Regions from separate parts of the Homo sapiens genome. Here region 2 is linked to region 1. Evidence: read pairs that join two places in POLR2A ChIA-PET (ENCODE). Cell type or tissue: endothelial cell of umbilical vein. All regions are shown on one strand.

The links. ChIA-PET counts read pairs that join two places held together with the same protein. Peaks named below come from ENCODE experiments on the same cell type or tissue, not always from the same donor. Only the 100,000 strongest peaks of a DNase experiment are listed, where the experiment ranks them.
Region 2: POLR2A ChIA-PET joins it to region 1 with 5 read pairs; 3 of 35 experiments call an interaction of 5 or more read pairs at or near these places.

Annotation. Positions count from the first base shown.
Region 1 is chr11:83,050,610-83,054,609 of GRCh38, reverse strand. The region is part of intron 1 of RAB30 (RAB30, member RAS oncogene family); the gene reads left to right. Among named protein-coding and RNA genes, the nearest start is that of SNORA70E, 11 kb to the right of the region's middle. In endothelial cell of umbilical vein, no CTCF peak of the experiment used is centred here; a DNase peak (open chromatin) is centred at 2,139; H3K27ac peaks cover 1,971 bases.
Region 2 is chr11:82,856,692-82,860,691 of GRCh38, reverse strand. It overlaps PRCP (prolylcarboxypeptidase), which reads left to right. Exons shown (of 9, transcript NM_005040.4): 2 at 575-715. Among named protein-coding and RNA genes, the nearest start is that of PRCP, 42 kb to the left of the region's middle. RefSeq lists an enhancer at 1,433-2,632. In endothelial cell of umbilical vein, no CTCF peak of the experiment used is centred here; a DNase peak (open chromatin) is centred at 1,701; H3K27ac peaks cover 2,829 bases.

The DNA of each region.
Region 1 (4,000 bases):
GGACTACAGAGGTGTGCCACCATGCGTGGCCTCAACTTTCTTTTTTGTTGTTGTTGTTAATGTTGTTTTTCCTAGCCACCTAGATGACCAGGGACAGGCTCAGCTTTCTTGTCTGTGAAATGAAGGCCTGTATTAGACCAGGTTATTTCTAAAGTTTCTCCCAGATCTAAAAACCTAATTTATTCATTCATCAAACACAAGTTTTATATCTATTATATGCCAGATACTGTGCTCATGGGTAGTAGCAATCAAGATTTGACAGCACACTGTTTTTGACTATAAGGAGATTGTAGGCTAAAGAAAGAGACGTAAAAGAGATGATTATCATACAGTATGGTCATAATGCTGGCAGTGTACATAGAGATAACTACTGGAGCATAGAGGAGGGGCACCTGACCCTGTCTAGGATGAGAGGATGTTAAGAGGAAATGACTCCAGGAAGATAATGAAGAAGACCACAAGAACCTCATCCTTCCTGTTGTCCCTATGGTCATAAGCATGTTATTTATTTATTTATTTACAGAGTCTCCCTCTGTCTGTCACCCAGGCTGGAGTGTAGTGGAATAGTCTCAGCTCACTGCAACCTCTGCCTCCCAGGTTCAAGCGTTTCTCCTGCCTCAGCCTCCTGAGTAGCTGGGATTACAGGCATATGCTATCACTCCTGGTTACTTTTTGTATTTTTAGTAGAGACGGGGTTTCGTCATGTTGGCCATGCTGATCTCAGGCTCCTGACCTCAAGTGATCCACTCACCTTGGCCTCCCAAAGTGCTGGGATTACAGGCATGAACCATAACACTTGGCCACTTATTTATTAAAGTCATTAAAACTTTGGCAAACTTTTTATTTTAAGTCTTATGGAAAATTTAGTCATATATGACAGTTAAGTTCCCAGCAATTTGTCAAATATCTATAAGGTTTAGAATCTCTTCCAGATTAGAGAAAGATTATAAGGTTAAAAAGGGACCTGTGGGTTAGATTTTTTTTTTTTTGAAGGCATTTAGGAAGCATAGAGCAGATTAGTAAGAGACTCAAGGGTCCAGAGTTATTGGAGATGCTCACAACTAAAGTCACAGATGGTTATGCTTCAAAAAAGCAAGTGAAATTGCCAAGACACTGGGTAATATATGTGATTTTCTCAAAATTACTAAGTACCGCTGAGTTACTAAGGATTAGAATTACTAAATATACAATTTCAATACTAAGAAATTGAAGTGGAGGTTGAGGGGCAAAAGTTAGGCACTAACCATTAATTGAGCAGCTGTGCTCTGCCCTTTGCATTTATAATTTTATTTGATCCTCCCCACAATCCTGTAATGTAGGTGTTCTTATCCTGGCTTTATAAGTACAAAAACTGAGGCTCAAAGAGGTTGTGACTTGCTTAAGGTCACAGCTGGAAGGAGACTAAACAGTGGTTTAAGGCTCCTTCCTCTACTTCATGCTCCTTCAAAACACTAGAGTTTCTATTTCTGGAGGAACCACCCAGGGTGCAGGGCATAGACGCCTCCCTTCCATCTATGGAGCCCAGGGGATTCATGATAGTTAGGGGAGGCCAGCTCTTCAACTTTTCTAACACACTGAAGGACAGCTCCAGTTCCCTGTGTCTTCTCTCTGAGGTGGTAGATCACCAAGTCACAGGGAAAGTTTTTTTACTAAAACATTAATATATTAATATTGCCTTGCACCTCACTGTCTCTTTTCCCAGTCAATGTATGAGTGTTTGATCTTGGCAATTTGTCTTTTAGAAGTGGCTCATAAAAATCATCTGAGAGAATGCTGATTGAGGTCAGCTAGGTTTGTAGTGGATCCCTTCTCCCTCCCCAACAAAGGAAAACTTCAGCTCATTTGCTCCAGATTCTATCTTTGCAGTTCTGAGAGACCTTGTCAACTGGTTCTTAGAGGCCTTGAACTATAAGATTAAGACAGGATCACATGGAAGGCTCAGCACTTCTAATCTGCTGCCTCAGGCTCCTTCTTCTCTCGTGTTCCCCTGTGGGCACAGTGTCTTGTCAGGGAATGTTTTCCCAGCTGGCTTTGGAGGCAGGCCAGACATCTCTCTCAGGCCCTTTAGCCCTTGCTGTTAAGTTCCCACACATGGCTGCATGCAACATGGAAAACTAGCTTCCAACATGGGTTGATGAATTATGGCAGTGGGGAAAAGTCTCCTCTAGCCAGGCCATTTCTCTTCCCTGGTATTCCATAGTTTGGGCTATAGCGAAATGGATAGAGGATCCGAGGTCAGGAGATCAGAGCTTAAGTCTTGGCTCAAGTCACAAATCCTGGGGCTGTGAGCACTTGATCTGTTTGAGCCTGTTTTTATTGCTGAAAAGGAAGGACTGATGACAATCCCAGCTTCATGCTGCTGTTCTGAGTCACGTAACTCAATATATAGTATAAATGGGCTTTATAACAAGCCTGTAGCGTGTTTTACAGATGCCAGAGCTTGTTCTTAAAGACCAAATTTGGCTCAAAGAGAAATGTTTCTGGAAATTGAGCAGGAGGCCTGCTCTGTCATCACTGGTCTCCAGTTCCTGGCAAACCTGATTATTGCTCAAGGAGGCATTTGTGGCATCATTCTCCTGTTTATTTTTGTAATCTCATTTATAGTATTGTAAATGCTACCAGAAGCTTTGGTGATTGTTGAATATTTATCTTTGAAAACTCTAGCCAGGGTTGTACACTCATACCCAGAACTATTTACCCCAGAGTAATTATTTGAATTCTTAGAGCTATGTGTGATTCATTTTCCAATAGATTCTGGGACAGCAGAGCTGGCTATGTATGATAAATAAGGTGTATCTCACTTGCTAGATGAGAACTCCTGAGGGTATCTTAGTAGGTAAACCATACGTCAGGGCTATTACAACTTCATACATGCTTCTGAGAATGAAATGAGGGTGGGGAAGAGGGTTTTTGTTTTTTTTTTTTAACTGTAAGTGCTTTATGAGTTTAAAGCTAGAAGCCCTTGGAAAGTGAAAAGGGTCTTTCGTGGACTGTCATCAGTTTGTTGGAATTATTACCCTGTTCTGACAAATTTTCTAGGTGTTCCCAAGACACTTAGGGATCGTTGCTTACTTCCACCTTCTTGCCGCTTCAAATGATAGCTCTTCATTCTTCCTGGCTGTGTTAGAACTCTTTAAGTTATGGACGGAAGCAACCCAACTCTAATTGGGGTAAAGAGAGAATGTGTGGGAAGGATACTGAGGTATTTTATGTAACCATGAAAAGAACAGGTACAGCCGGAACCAGGAGGTTTTAGAGCAGGTAACTTCCCTACCAGCCCCCAAATTTCAGTGGCTCAATAAAAATGAAGTTTATTTCTTGTGTGTACAGCAGTTCAACATGGTTATTCCTGGCTAAGCTGCCTTTAATGTTTCGGGCACCCAGGCTCCTTCCATCTTGTGACTCCTCTGTTCTTAGAGCTTTCTCCTTTTAACCTGCAGATGGAGAAGGAGATGGAAGGATCTCACATGGAAGGATTCCATGGGCCAGGTCTGAAAGTGGCTTATATCACTTCTGTCCTCAATCTATTGATTATAATTTAGTTTGTGACCCCATAATTTAGTTGTGACCCAGTAACAACTGAGAAAGGCCTGTTTGCCCAGGAAGAAAACAAAATAGGTTTGGTGAGCACCTAGCTAGTTTGAACCACACAGGGACTCAAAAGCTGTTAAGAGACAGAGTCTCGCTTTGTTGCCCAGGCTGCAGTACAGTGATGCGATCTCGGTTCACTGCAACCTTTCCAACCCTTATTACCACAGCCACACCAAATGATTGCATTTCATGGAATCTATGTCACCATCATTTCTAACATGTACAAGTATTTTATGTACCACTGAGAAAAAGAAAATGAGGTTCCTAATACACTATCACAAAATGCTAAGATGCCATTATAAAATGCATCCTAGTTTCCAACCAGTCAAAAATGTAAGAAAAAGTATTTTTAGAATTGATGAAGGATCATATTCATCACTTTAAAACAAAGCTCTATAATTTCATGCCT
Region 2 (4,000 bases), 190 kb after region 1:
GTTTGTACAATGAAAATTCAGATAGTAATGGAAAACTGTATTTTGAAAAATAATGGGATGTATTATATACTTAAAAATTGCTAAGGGAGTAGATTTTAAGTGGTCTTATCACAAAAAATGATAAATATATGAGGTAATGCTTATGTTAATTAGCTCAATTTAGCCATTCTACAGCATATACGTATTTCAGAACATCATGTTATATACACCATACGTAAAATTTTATTTGCCAATTAAAAATGCATTAAAAATTAAAAAAGGGTTCACATTGTATTTACAATTCAATTTTAACATTATGTTTTTAAGTAGCTATTTGATTTTATAATTGTATTTTTTCTTTTACATTGAAAATCTTGATCACCAATAGCAAATATTACTTTATTTTATAATATAAGGAAATGATTTCAAAATAATAATATCGATATTACTATTAATAATAAAACAGTGAAGTTTAAAATTTCTTGTGATTATTTTTGTAGTAGAGATTGATTTTAATGGAAGAATTAATTACCTTTATGTTGATCTCATTTTATTACTTTCCTTTGAAATATGTTTTGTTTTGTTTTTATCACAGGTTGATCATTTTGGATTTAATACTGTGAAAACTTTTAATCAGCGGTACCTAGTAGCTGATAAATACTGGAAGAAAAATGGTGGATCAATACTTTTCTACACTGGTAATGAAGGGGACATTATCTGGTTTTGTAATAACACGGTATGTGCAGATTCATGAAATTCCAGTGCTCAATTTGACTTTTATTATGATAACTTGGAAGAAATGTTTTGCAATATGTATGACCAAACATTGCTGTTCTTAATTGTAAAGTTCTGTAAAAAATAACAAAAAAATTAACACACTAATAATAGAAAAATAGCAAAAGCACATGAATAGGAAGTTCATAAAAGAATTAAATACAGATATCCAATAAGTCTGCATATTCAGCTTTAAAGAATTACAAATGAAAAGAATAATGTACAATTTTTGGAGAATTGAATTATTTTATTTTATTGTATTTTTCATGGACTGCCTGAACATCCCAGAGAATTGAATTTTGCAAGTTTTTTGTTTTTGTTTTGCTTTGTTTTGTTTATAAAATCTCAGCTTGTTTCTAGAGTGAACAAGCATATAAGGGAAACGGATAAGAATGTTACTGTGTATAGTTTATTTTGATTATGGTCTCTAGAAGGTAAAAACAAGGGTGGGAATTTTTGTATGTTTAGTGTTATATTGTCAGTGTCCAGGACATATAGAAGGTGATATATGTCTGTTAAATGAATGAATGAATAAAACCTAAACAAAGCCAGTGCAAATGAGAAAAAAATATACAAATAGGAATGGGAAAAGGTAAAGTTGTAGTTACATTTTAGTTTAGCTTTCCTGTTCTACCATTTTCTTTTATTTGTGAGGGTTAAAAGTAGTATATAGCCTGTTAGCTTGCTTCCCTGACTATATTTTCTATCACCTTTTATAATGCCGAAATCCATTAACAAAACTTAATTTGGAAAGATATGTGAAAGGAAGAAATGCTCCTTTTCAATGTGTCAGTGCTGTGACTAGGAAATGTCAACTTTCTACCAAAAAGCTAGTTGTGAACTACCTTAAAGTGGGGAATGAATTATGTATTATCCCTAATGCCAGTGTCTGGCACAATGCCTGGTAGTCAGGAGGTCTCAGTAAATGTTTGTTTAACTGGTATATGAATTTAAAGTAAAGATATGAACCCAATTACATTGTTATTGCATTTCTCATTTCTGATTATTTCCTTAGGAATGTTAAGAATCTAAGTAATTTAGTTGAAATAAAATACTTCCCAGAGAAATGAGATCCTAGGATGCCTATTTCTTTTAGGTCAGTGACAAGAGAAATCAGATTCTTTCTCTGATTTCTGGAAAGGAGACAAGAGAAATCTCCTTTCCATCAGATTCCCGTTCTGTTATTCTGTGAAACCACAGAGGCTGCCTTGTCTCTTTTCTCCTTTTGGTGTGACTTTCATTTTATGTGAAGGCCACAGGGTAACTTACCCTGTCCAGTGATTTTTCCAGTTTCCATTCTCTTGTATTATAGGCAGGTAGCTGTTCCTGCCTCCACTAGGCACTACTCTGACAGGCACTGTGGCAGAACTTAAGGTTTGCTGGGGTATCTCTGTTCTCGAAAGTGGTGGAAAGGAAGAGATATTCAGTGTAGGAACAGTTCTGAAGAACTGACTAGAGGCAGATCATAGAAGAGCAGATCCTGGCCCATCCGCAGCCCCAGAGACCTTCCTTTACATACCAAAATGTTCCAGTGCACATTCACTGCTGGACATTAATTTGTTGAGAGGCAGCATCACACAGTGGTCGAGAGTGAAGGCTTCAGTCAGATAGACAAGGTTTGAATGCTGATTTTGCCACTTTGCTGTGTGACTTTAGGTAAGTTTCTTGTTCTGTGCCTCAGTTTTCTCATCTGTTAAATGGATACAGTAATAATGGTTCATAGAGTTGTGTAAAGAATTAAAGAAGATTAGGGGACTTGCAAGCACATAATGTTAAAAGATGTTGATATATTACATTGACCTCTTTTGAAAAATAAGAATACTCCTGAAATACATCACTTATTACTTTGTGAACTAGTTCAATGAAATTGCCTCCTCTCAAAGCCTGAAATCAACTGCACAGAGGTCTGGACATTGTAATGGATGATCTTTACTCTTAAGATACTCACGGTCTGGTGTGTGACATACATGTAAGCAAATTTTGCGGCACAGTACCAGGGACCTATACCTAGCACAGTGGTGTTGAGAAGGGGGAGTGATCAGCACTGCCAAGGTGGGGCAGGCAGAGGTGGGCATGCTTGAGCTGGGTGTTTGCAAGATCTGTAGATAAATGGCAGGGAATGAGTAGATCCTTAAGAGAGAAAGTGGGGGTTATTGAAACCATCACAAATATCTGGTTAAATTCTCTATCCTTACATGCATATAACTCTTCTAATTGTTCATTTATCGATCAAAACAAAAACACTTGAGGTTCTTAGTCTTTGTTAGGGAGCAGGAACTCACTAAAAAGCAACAATGTGCACTAGGAATGACAAGTAGTTTTAATCTGTGCTAAATCTAAATCTAATCGATTGATGTTGACTACCTAGAATGCTTCGTTGAGAACAGATTCTGAGGCCACAACTGAGTAAGCGAAAAAATGAAGTGATTGGCTAATGACCAGATATAGATGGTTCTAGCAAGGAGATCTAACAGCTCTTGATGATGGTGCTCTGGAGCCAGACACCTGTTTGAATCTTGGCAATGCCGCTTACTAGCTGTGTGAATGTTGAAAGTTATTTAAACTCTTGTGCCTCAATGTTCTTGTCTATAAAATGGGGGTAATCAAAGTGCCTATTTCATAGATTGCTGTGATAATTAAGTGAATTAATTCATATGAAATGCTTAGAACAGTGCCTGACACATTATAAACACTCAGTTATTATTAGCCATTGTGTGCTACTATTTATTTTCCAATAAAGAAGATTAATTGAAACCCCCTAGGGAGTTTAGTATGCTTGTTTGTTTTGCTTTCTCTTTTATGTTGTCAATGCCTATGAGTAGACAGCTTCTTTAGATATCTTTAGCTCTTTCCTAGAAGATTTGGCAAACAGTGCAATTTGTAGACTTTTTTTTTTTTTTTTTTGAGACAGAGGCTCGCTCTGTCGCCCAGGCTGGAGTGCAGTGGCGCTATCTCGGCTACTGCAAGCTTCGCCTCCCAGGTTCACGCCATTTTCCTGCCTCAGCCTCCCGAGTAGCTGGGACTACAGGCGCCTGCCACCACGCCCGGCTAATTTTTTGTATTTTTAGTAGAGACAGGGTTTCACCGTGATCTCGATCTCCTGACCTCGTGATCCGCCCGCCTCGGCCTCCCAAAGTGTTGGGATTACAGGCGTGAGCGACTGCGCCTGGCCCATTTTTTTTTAAAGTTGAAATTACCTTTTATTTTTATTTAATTTGTTTTCTCTCCATCGTGTTTTTTTTTCTTG